Regions from separate parts of the Homo sapiens genome. Here region 1 is linked to region 2. A link is an interaction called in ENCODE POLR2A ChIA-PET data of the cell type or tissue named here. Cell type or tissue: Caco-2. All regions are shown on one strand. Each heading gives the region's core, and the rest is flanking DNA. Links, peaks and the distances in the headings are about the cores only.

The links. Peaks named below come from ENCODE experiments on the same cell type or tissue, not always from the same donor. Only the 100,000 strongest peaks of a DNase experiment are listed, where the experiment ranks them.
Region 1: POLR2A ChIA-PET joins it to region 2 with 12 read pairs; 3 of 35 experiments call an interaction of 5 or more read pairs at or near these places.

Annotation. Positions count from the first base shown.
Region 1 is chr12:7,824,045-7,828,433 of GRCh38, reverse strand. SLC2A14 (solute carrier family 2 member 14) reads left to right here. Exons shown (of 11, transcript NM_001286234.2): 7 at 752-939. Among named protein-coding and RNA genes, the nearest start is that of NANOG, 37 kb to the right of the region's middle. RefSeq lists an enhancer at 1,573-2,109. In Caco-2, for the core only: no CTCF peak of the experiment used is centred there; a DNase peak (open chromatin) is centred at 2,543.
Region 2 is chr12:7,744,778-7,749,166 of GRCh38, reverse strand. It overlaps CLEC4C (C-type lectin domain family 4 member C), which reads left to right and starts at 1,792. Exons shown (of 6, transcript NM_001371390.1): 1 at 1,792-1,849; 2 at 2,744-2,836. The coding sequence starts at 1,819. RefSeq lists an enhancer at 1-16. In Caco-2, for the core only: no CTCF peak of the experiment used is centred there; no DNase peak of the experiment used is centred there.

The sequences.
Region 1 (4,389 bases), core at 217-4,216, 79 kb before region 2:
TGGGATTATAGGCATGTGCCACCACCACCACACCACGCCTGGCTACTTTTGTACTTTTTTTTTTTTTTTGAGACAGAGTCTTGCTCTGTTGCCCAGGCTGTAGTGCAGTGGCGCAATCTCGGTTCACTGCAACCTCTGCCTCCCAGGTTCAAGTGATTCTCCTGCCTTAGCCTCCCGAGTAGCTGGGACTACAGGTGCGCGCGACACCACGCCAGCTAATGTTTTTGTGTTTTTATTAGAGATGGAGTTTCACCATGTTGACCAGGCTGGTCTCAAACTCCTGACCTTGTGATTCGCCTGCCTTGGCCTCCCAAAGTGATGGGATTACAGGTGTGAGCCACCGCGCCCAACCCATCTAATTTGTATTTTTTTTTTAAGTGAAAGCAAGTTTATTAAGAAAGTAAAGGAATAAAAGAATGGCTACTCGATAGACAAAGCAGCGACTAATTTGTATTTTTATTAGAGATGGGCTTTCACCATGTTGGCCAGGCTGGTCTCAAACTCACCTCAGGTGATCCACAAGCCTCGGCCTCACAAAATGCTGGGATTACAGGCACGAGCCACCGCACTGGGCTCTGATTACTCTTGAGTAAAATTTTCAGCCCCTAAAGAATGAGGTGAGAGGGCAGGTTCAGGAATGGATGCTACCCATCACCTCACCTCGTGCGGCCCTTTCCTGGCTGCCTTACAGGAAGAATGAATTTGGGGCAGCACATTCTCTTTATCCTTTCCTCTTTCTTCTTTTCACCAGTCCTCCAGCGGTTGTGGGGCACCCAGGATGTATCCCAAGACATCCAGGAGATGAAAGATGAGAGTGCAAGGATGTCACAAGAAAAGCAAGTCACCGTGCTGGAGCTCTTTAGAGTGTCCAGCTACCGACAGCCCATCATCATTTCCATTGTGCTCCAGCTCTCTCAGCAGCTCTCTGGGATCAATGCTGTGAGTGTGATACTTTAGGGTCAAACGTGTCTTACAATATTTCACTTAAAATGCCAGGCATGGTGGCGGTGTGCCTCTGTAGTCCCAGCTACTCAGGAGGCTGAGGCAGGAGAATCGCTTGAACCCGGGAGGCGAAGGTTGCAGTGAGCTGAGATTGCGCCATTGCACTCTAGCCTGGGTGACAGAGTGAGAAACTTCGTCTAAAAAAAAAAAAAAAAAAAAAAGACAAAAATTAGCTGGACGTGGTGGTGCGCTACTCAGGAGGCTGAGGCCGGAGAATTTCTTGGATCTGGGAGGCGGAGGTTGCAGTGAGTGGAGATTGCGCCATTGCACTCCAGCCGGAGCAACCAGGGCAGAACTCCTTATAGAAAGAAATAAAAAGAAAGAAAGAAAGAAAGAGAAAGAAAGAAAGAAAGAAAGAGAGAGAGAGAAAGAAAGAGAGAGAGAGAAAGGAGAGAAAGAGAGAGAAAGGAGAGAAAGAGAGAGAGAGAAAGGAGAGAAAGAGAGAAAGGAGAGAAAGAGAGAGAGAAAGAGAGAGAAGAAAGGAAAGAAAGGAAAGGAAAGGAAAGAAAAAGGAAAAAGAAAGAAAGAAAGAAAGAAAGAAAGAAAGAAAGAAAGAAAGAAAGAAAGAAAAAAGAAAGGAAGGAAGGAAGGAAGGAAAGAAAGAAAGAAAGAAAAAAGAGCGAGCCTGGAAGTACACTGGCAACTTCAGACTGAGCTGACTTTACCAGTCTCTATGTTTTTACAAGTAGAATAGGGAGCATGATAGTTTAAAGAGGGCGGCAAAACAGAAGCTAGCATTTGACAGGTAACCCTTGTATTCCATGCAAATATCAGCTTCCTGCTATTGAGTGTGGATTGTGGGAAGAGAGTACTCCTGTGCCTTCTAGTCAATTGTGGATAAAATACGGATATGAAGAGCACCCTTGTACTTCATCCCCTGAGGGTTTTCCATTAGTCTTTGATCAATGGGATTAAATCATTTTGTAACAAAGCATTTTGCAAAACTTAGTATTTTGAGCATTTTAATACTAAGTTGGTTCTTGGCCTTTTCTCCTACCTAACACACCAGATATTTGTATTTGAAGTGGCAGTGCTTCTTGTGAGGGGTTAGAAGCTGTTTTATCAGAATGTACAAGGAGCCAGGTGTGGTGGCTGCTCATGCCTGTAGTCCCAGTTACTACTCAGAGGTTGAGGTGGGAATATCACTTAAGCCAAGGAGTCAAGCCTGGGCAATATAGCATGACCCTGTCTTAAAAAAAAAAAAAACTTGGGAGGAAATACACAGTAGTTAGAAAAAGCCTCCTAGGTGATTTTGATGAATCCCAGTCTCAAATTTCCTCATTTGGAAATGATAATGTAGGCCACACGTATTACTGGAGAAAAATGTGCTCCCGAGACTTTCCAGAGCAGCAGAGCTGGGACTAGGCAGGTGAGGCAGCTACGTGCAAGTGTAGCCCTGAGAATGAGCACCTCTTTAAAGAATGTACCTTGCGTTAGTTCTGTGCCTGTTTAAAAAAAAAAAGAAAGAATAAAAGAATGCACCTGAGGCAACTCCCTAGCTGCCTCACCACAGTCTGGGCCCTGCAAAACAGGGTCAGAAAAAAATCACCTGTGGGAAATTACAGATGATCCATGAGCATTCTGAGGAACAGACTCCTCCCACTTCAGAGTGGTATGTGCATACTTTCTTTCTTTCTTTTCTTTTCTTTCTTTTTTTTTTTTTTTGTGAGACAGAGGAGTCTCACTTTGTCACCCAGGCTAGAGTGCAGTGATGCAATCTTGGCTCACTGCAACCTCTGCCTCCGGGTTCAAGCGATTCTTCTGCCTCAGCCTCCCAAGTAGCTGGGACTACAGGCACGTGCCACCATGCCCAGCTAATTTTTTGCATTTTTAGTAGAGATTGGGTTTCTGTGTGTTAGCCAAGATAGTCTCAATCTCCTGACTTTGTGATCTGCCCGCCTCGGCCTCCCAAAGTGCTGGGATTACAGGCATGAGCCACCGCGCCTGGCTTGCTCTTTCTTTTTTTTTTTTTGAGAGGTAGTCTTGCTCTGTCGCCCAGGCTAGAGTGCAGTAGCGCAATATCAGCTCATAGCAACCTCTACCTCCTGGGTTCAAGTGATTCTCCTGCCTCAGCCTCCCAAGTAGCTGGAATTACAGGCGGCCGACACCACACACAGCTAATTTTGTATTTTTAGTAGAGACGGGCTTTCACCATGTTGACCAGTCTGGTCTTGAACTCCTGGCTTCAAGTGATCCACCCGCCTCGGCCTCCCAAAGTGCTAGGATTACAGGCATGAGCCACCATGCCCAGCCTATACCTTAATTATTGTTGGACTAAAGTGGCTCCCAATTTAGTCAATGAGCAGATTTTGCTCCACATATAATCATCACCCAAAGTTAGCTGCACCGGAATTATGGGGGATGGGATTCCTGAGTCAGCTGAATCCAGAGTCTCCGTGTAAGAGGGCTGGAAATTGCCTGTAAAAAAATAAATCTGGGCCGGGGACAGTGGCTCATGCCTCTAATCCCAGCACTGTGGGAGGCTGAGGCTGGCAGATCACCTGAGATCAGGAGTTCGAGACCAGCCTGACCAACATGGCAAAAGCCTGTCTCTACTAAAAATATAAAAATTAGCCGGGCGTGGTGGATGCACCATCTAAAAATCAATCAATCAATCAATCAGTCTGATGCATAGCAGGCTTGGAAATCACTTTTCCAACCTACTTTTGTGCAAACAATGTATTCTTTTTTTTTTTTTTTTTTGAGACAGAGTCTCTGTCACCCCGGCTGGAGTGTAGTGGCACAATCTCGGCTCACTGCAACTTCCACCTCCTGGGTTCAAGTGATTCTCCTGCCTCAGCCTTCTGAGTAGCTGGGATTACAGGCGTGCACCACTTCGCCTGGCTAATTTTGTGTTTTTAGTAGAGACAGGGTTTTTCCAGGTTAGTCAGGCTGGTCTCGAACTCCTGACCTCAAGTGATCTGCCCGCCTATGCCTCCCAGAGTGCTGGGATTACAGGTGTGAGCCACCTCACCTGGCCCAAGAAGTTTTATTGAGATGTGTACATGTACATTAGGTTTTTGATGTGTAGACATTGTGATAAGGTAGATAATTGTGATAACTATTTATTGCTTGTTTAAACTGCTCAAGTAATTACTTTTGTACCAACCTAATATCTTTCCCCACAAGCTTGACGTCATCATATAATATGTTGAGGTTTTGTTTTGTTTTGTTTTGAGACAGAGTCTTACTCCGTTGCCCAGGCTGGAGTGCAGTGGCTCGATCTCGGCTCACTGCAACCTCTGCCTCCCAGGTTCAAGCAATTCTCCTGTCTCAGCCTCCTGAGTAGCTGGGACTACAGGCACCTGCCACCACACCCGGCTGATTTTTGTATTTTTAATAGAGACAGGGTTTCACCTTGTTGGTCAGCCTGGCCTTGAACTCCTG
Region 2 (4,389 bases), core at 108-4,107:
AGTGCAACCTCTGTCTGACCCTGCATGGTGTGCGGTGCCCTCCTGCCTCAGGCCGTGAGTACATGCAGCTGAACTGCTGTCAGTCTTATCTGTCCAGTGTCGGGTGTTGTGTGTCCAGCCACCCATAACCCTGGGTTGGGACTCCCTCCCTCACCAACCGGGGGAAGAAGTAGTGAGCAAACCATCTACCAATTCTTATCTAGATTTATCCTCTTCAGCTGTAGCTTTTGCAATACTCTGGTCATACTCAAAGCATTCTGCTGGGATGTCACCTGAGCTGGGCCTACATGCAATTCTGCTTTTCTTCTGAGAAAATAATTTGTCATTCTTTCTGCTTTTATAATTTGTTCTATTTTAAATTATTTTTCTCATTTTTGCCTTTGCTCCTTTCTTCTCAGCATTGTATACTCAAAGGAATACCCTCATACTCTACATTTTAATCCAAGACAGAGGAAAGCAACAGGGAGAACCCCTGAGGCAGGGGCAGAGGGAGGTTCAGGGAACTGTAAATGGGAGGTAGACAAGAGACCAAACAGGACTTTAAGTTGTTTCAGCAAGTATACAGCTTAGAAAGGATCTCATTGGTCTGGGTCCTAAAATATCTCAAAGGATGGCTGCTAACTCAAAACTTTTTTTTTTTTGAGACTGAGTCTTGCTCTGTCACCCAGGGTGGAGTGCAGTGGCACGATCTCGGCTCACTGTAAGCTCCGCCTCCCGGGTTCAAGCAATTTTCCTGCCTCAGCCTCCTGAGTAGCTGGGACTACAGGCATGCACCACCACACCTGGCTAATTTTTGTATTTTTAGTAGAAACGGGGTTTCACCATGTTGGCCAGGATGGTCTCGATCTCTTGACCTCGTGATCCGCCCACCTCAGCTTCCCAAAGTGCTGGGATTATAGGCATGAGCCACCGTGCCCAGCTCAAAACTTTTTTCTCACTACTCTACAATTAAATCTCAGTTGAACTCTGGGAAGATTCTGGAATACCTAGGTTCTTTCTTTCTCAGTGTCTATTTCACCAGTAGTTGTAACCATCCTTCAACCAAACATCTCCATTTGAGTAGCATAGGCTATAATGGATTTTCTCTATTTAAGATTACTCAGCAGTGGCCGGGCACGTGGTGGCTCACAACGGTAACCCCAGGACTTTGGGAGGCTGTATTAGTCCGTTTTCATACTGCTGATAAAGACATACCTGAGACTGGGCAATTTACAAATGAAAGAGGCTTTTTTTTTTTTTTTTTTGGAGATGGAGTTTTGCTCTTGTTGCCCAGGCTGGAGTGCAACGGCAGGAGGTCAGGAGTTCGAGACAAGCCTGGCCAGTATGATGAAACCCTGTCACTACTAAAAATACAAAAATTAGCTGGGCATGGTGGCACATGCCTGTAGTCCCAGCTGCTCGGGAGGCTGAGGCAGGAGAATCGCTTGAACCCGCGAGGCAGAGGTAGTAGTGAGCTGAGATTGCACCACTATACTCCAGCCTGGGTGGCAGAGTGAGACCCTGTCTAGAAAAAAAAAAAAAAAAAAAAAAAAAAGACAATCAGACCTGCAACCATGAACTGTTTTTCATGTATTTCTCGATTTCCTTGTTTGTGTTTCCTTATTTCTGAACATGATGTATGTTTTAAATTGAAAGCTTTAGCTCACTGCAGAGTCTCCTAAGTCACATCTCTTCCTTTGCAAGAGTAGGCGAAGAAGGATCTAAGGGCTTGGCTTGTTTGAAAGAACCACACCCCGAAAGTAACATCTTTGGAGAAAGTGATACAAGAGCTTCTGCACCCACCTGATAGAGGAAGTCCAAAGGGTGTGCGCACACACAATGGTGCCTGAAGAAGAGCCTCAAGACCGAGGTAAGCACTCATCTTCTCAGTTCTAGGGAAGGTAGTAGGAGCAGGATGGAGTGGGAAACAGGCATTGAGGTGATAGGGATGACTTTGGAAGAAGAAGTAGACAGCTTTTCATAAATAATAGTAATTTCAGTATGGAAACAGGTATGGACCCAAGATACTTGGATCAGGGAAAGATGAAAGAAAAAAAGAAAGGCCGGGCGGGCGCGGTGGCTCACGCCTGTAATCCAGCACTTTGGGAGGCCGAGGTGGGCAGAGCACCTGAGGTCAGGAGTTCGAGACCAGCCTGACCAACATGGAGAAACCCTGTCTCTACTAAAAATAGAAAATTAGCCAGGCGTGGTGGCACATGCCTGTAATCCCAGCTACTTGGGAGGCTGAGGCAGGAGAATCACTTGAACCTGGGAGGCGGAGGTTGCAGTGAGCCGAGATCGTGCCATTGCACTCCAGCCTGGGCAACAGGAGTGAAACTCCATCTCAAAAAAAAGAAAAAAAGAAAAACAACTCGGGCCTAGAAGGCCTTAAAGGAATATGAATTTGGCCAGGCATGCAGGCAAATGCCTAAAGTCCCAGCTACTCAGAGGTTGAGGCAGGAGGACCACTTAAGCCTGGAAGTTTGAGGCCAAGGCTGTGCAATTCAAGGGAAAAGAGAGTAAGGAATTGGAAAGTACAGTTTACTCTGAGAGTTTTGCCTGGATTTGTCTTGGGTTCCAGGGTACTATCTGGTCATTTGTTCTGAGATAATTTCTATAATCTCTTTTTGCTTTCACATTTTTTCTGTTTTAATTAGTTTTGATCATAGCCTGACTTTATTATTCTAAGATTTTTGGGACTCTGGTTTCCTGGCTCTTTGGCAGTGGGGATTATGACTGTGCATTTGTCATGCTGATCTGACAGAGAAAGGACTCTGGTGGTTCCAGTTGAAGGTCTGGTCCATGGCAGTCGTATCCATCTTGCTCCTCAGTGTCTGTTTCACTGTGAGTTCTGTGGGTAAGTTCTTGGCTGGAGTGCAGTCATCTCTTGGTCCTTTTCCCAATCACATTTTATCAATTTCCTGAAGAAACACGTTCCTCTTTCTTTTTTTTTCTTTTTTTTTTTTTTTTTTTTGAGACGGAATCTCGCTCTGTCGCCCAGGATGGAGTGCAGTGGCGTGATCTCGGCTCACTGCAAGCTCACCTCCCGGGTTCATGCCATTCGCCTGCCTCAGCCTCCCGAGTAGCTGGGACTACAGGTGCCCGCCACCATGCCTGGCTAATTTTTTGTATTTTTAGTAGAGACGGGTTTTCACTGTGTTAGCCAGGGTGGTTTCGATCTCCTGACCTCGTGATCCGCCCACCTTGGCCTCCCAAAGTGCTGGGATTACAGGTGTGAGCCACCGCGCCCGGCCACGTTCCCCTTTCTTGACATAAAATGGCAACCCTAACTGAGAAGGCTATGTTTCTAATAAAATGAGTTATTACTATTATTAATTATTCTGGATAATTGTGTGTACTTCCAGGTTTCTTTGCCTGGTTTTAGTTGCATTTTTCAAATGTGATCATAACTGTCTTGGTCAGCTTGGGCTGCCATAACAAAATACCATAGACTGGGCCAGGCGTGGTAGCTCATGCCTGTAATCCCAGCACTTCGGGAGGCCAAGGCAGGCAGATCACCTGAGGTCAGGAGTTCAAGACCAGCTTGGACCATATAGTGAAACCCTGTCTCTACTAAAAATACAAAAATTAGCTGGGTGCAGTGACTCGCGCCTGTAATCCCAGCTACTTGGGAGGCTGAGGCAGGAGACTCAGTTGAACCCAGGAGGCAGAGGTTGCAGTGAGCCGAGATCACGCCACTGCACTCCAGCCTGGGTGACAGAGTGAGACTCTGTCTCAAAAAAAAAAAAAAAAAAAAAAAAAAGCATAGACTGAGTGAGTTAAAAAACAGATATTTATTTTCTGATGGTTCTGGAGGCTGGAAGTCTGACATGAGGATGTCAGGATGGTTGGGTATGGTGAGGTCCCTCTTCCTGGCTTACAGCTGATGCCCTCTTGCTGTGTCCTCACATGATGGAGGGAGTGCTAGCTCGTCACGGTTTCTTCTTATAAGAGCATTCATCTCACCATGAGAGCCCCCCCTCATAACCTCATCTAAACCTGATTTCCTCCCAAAGCCCCTATCTTCAAATACCACAAATTGGAGCTTGGGACTTCCATATATGAACTTGGGGAGGACGCAATTCATTCTATAACAATAACTCCACTTTGATGGGTGTGCTGATGGTGGGTACCATCTAGTTGATCTGCTCCTTTGTTTTAAAAAAGTCTCTATTGGGAACATAACTATTATTCTTTCTATGATGCTATAATTGTATTACTGTGGGGTTTTAATCTTCATGTGAGATTCTTCCCAACATGACAGGAAAAATTGTTCATATGGCCAGGCAGTGGCTCACACCTGTGAGCACTTTGGGAGGCTCAGGTGGGAGGATCGCTTGAGGACAGGAGTTCAAGACCAGCCTGGGCAACAGAATGAGACCCTGTCTCCATAAAAAATAAAAAATATAA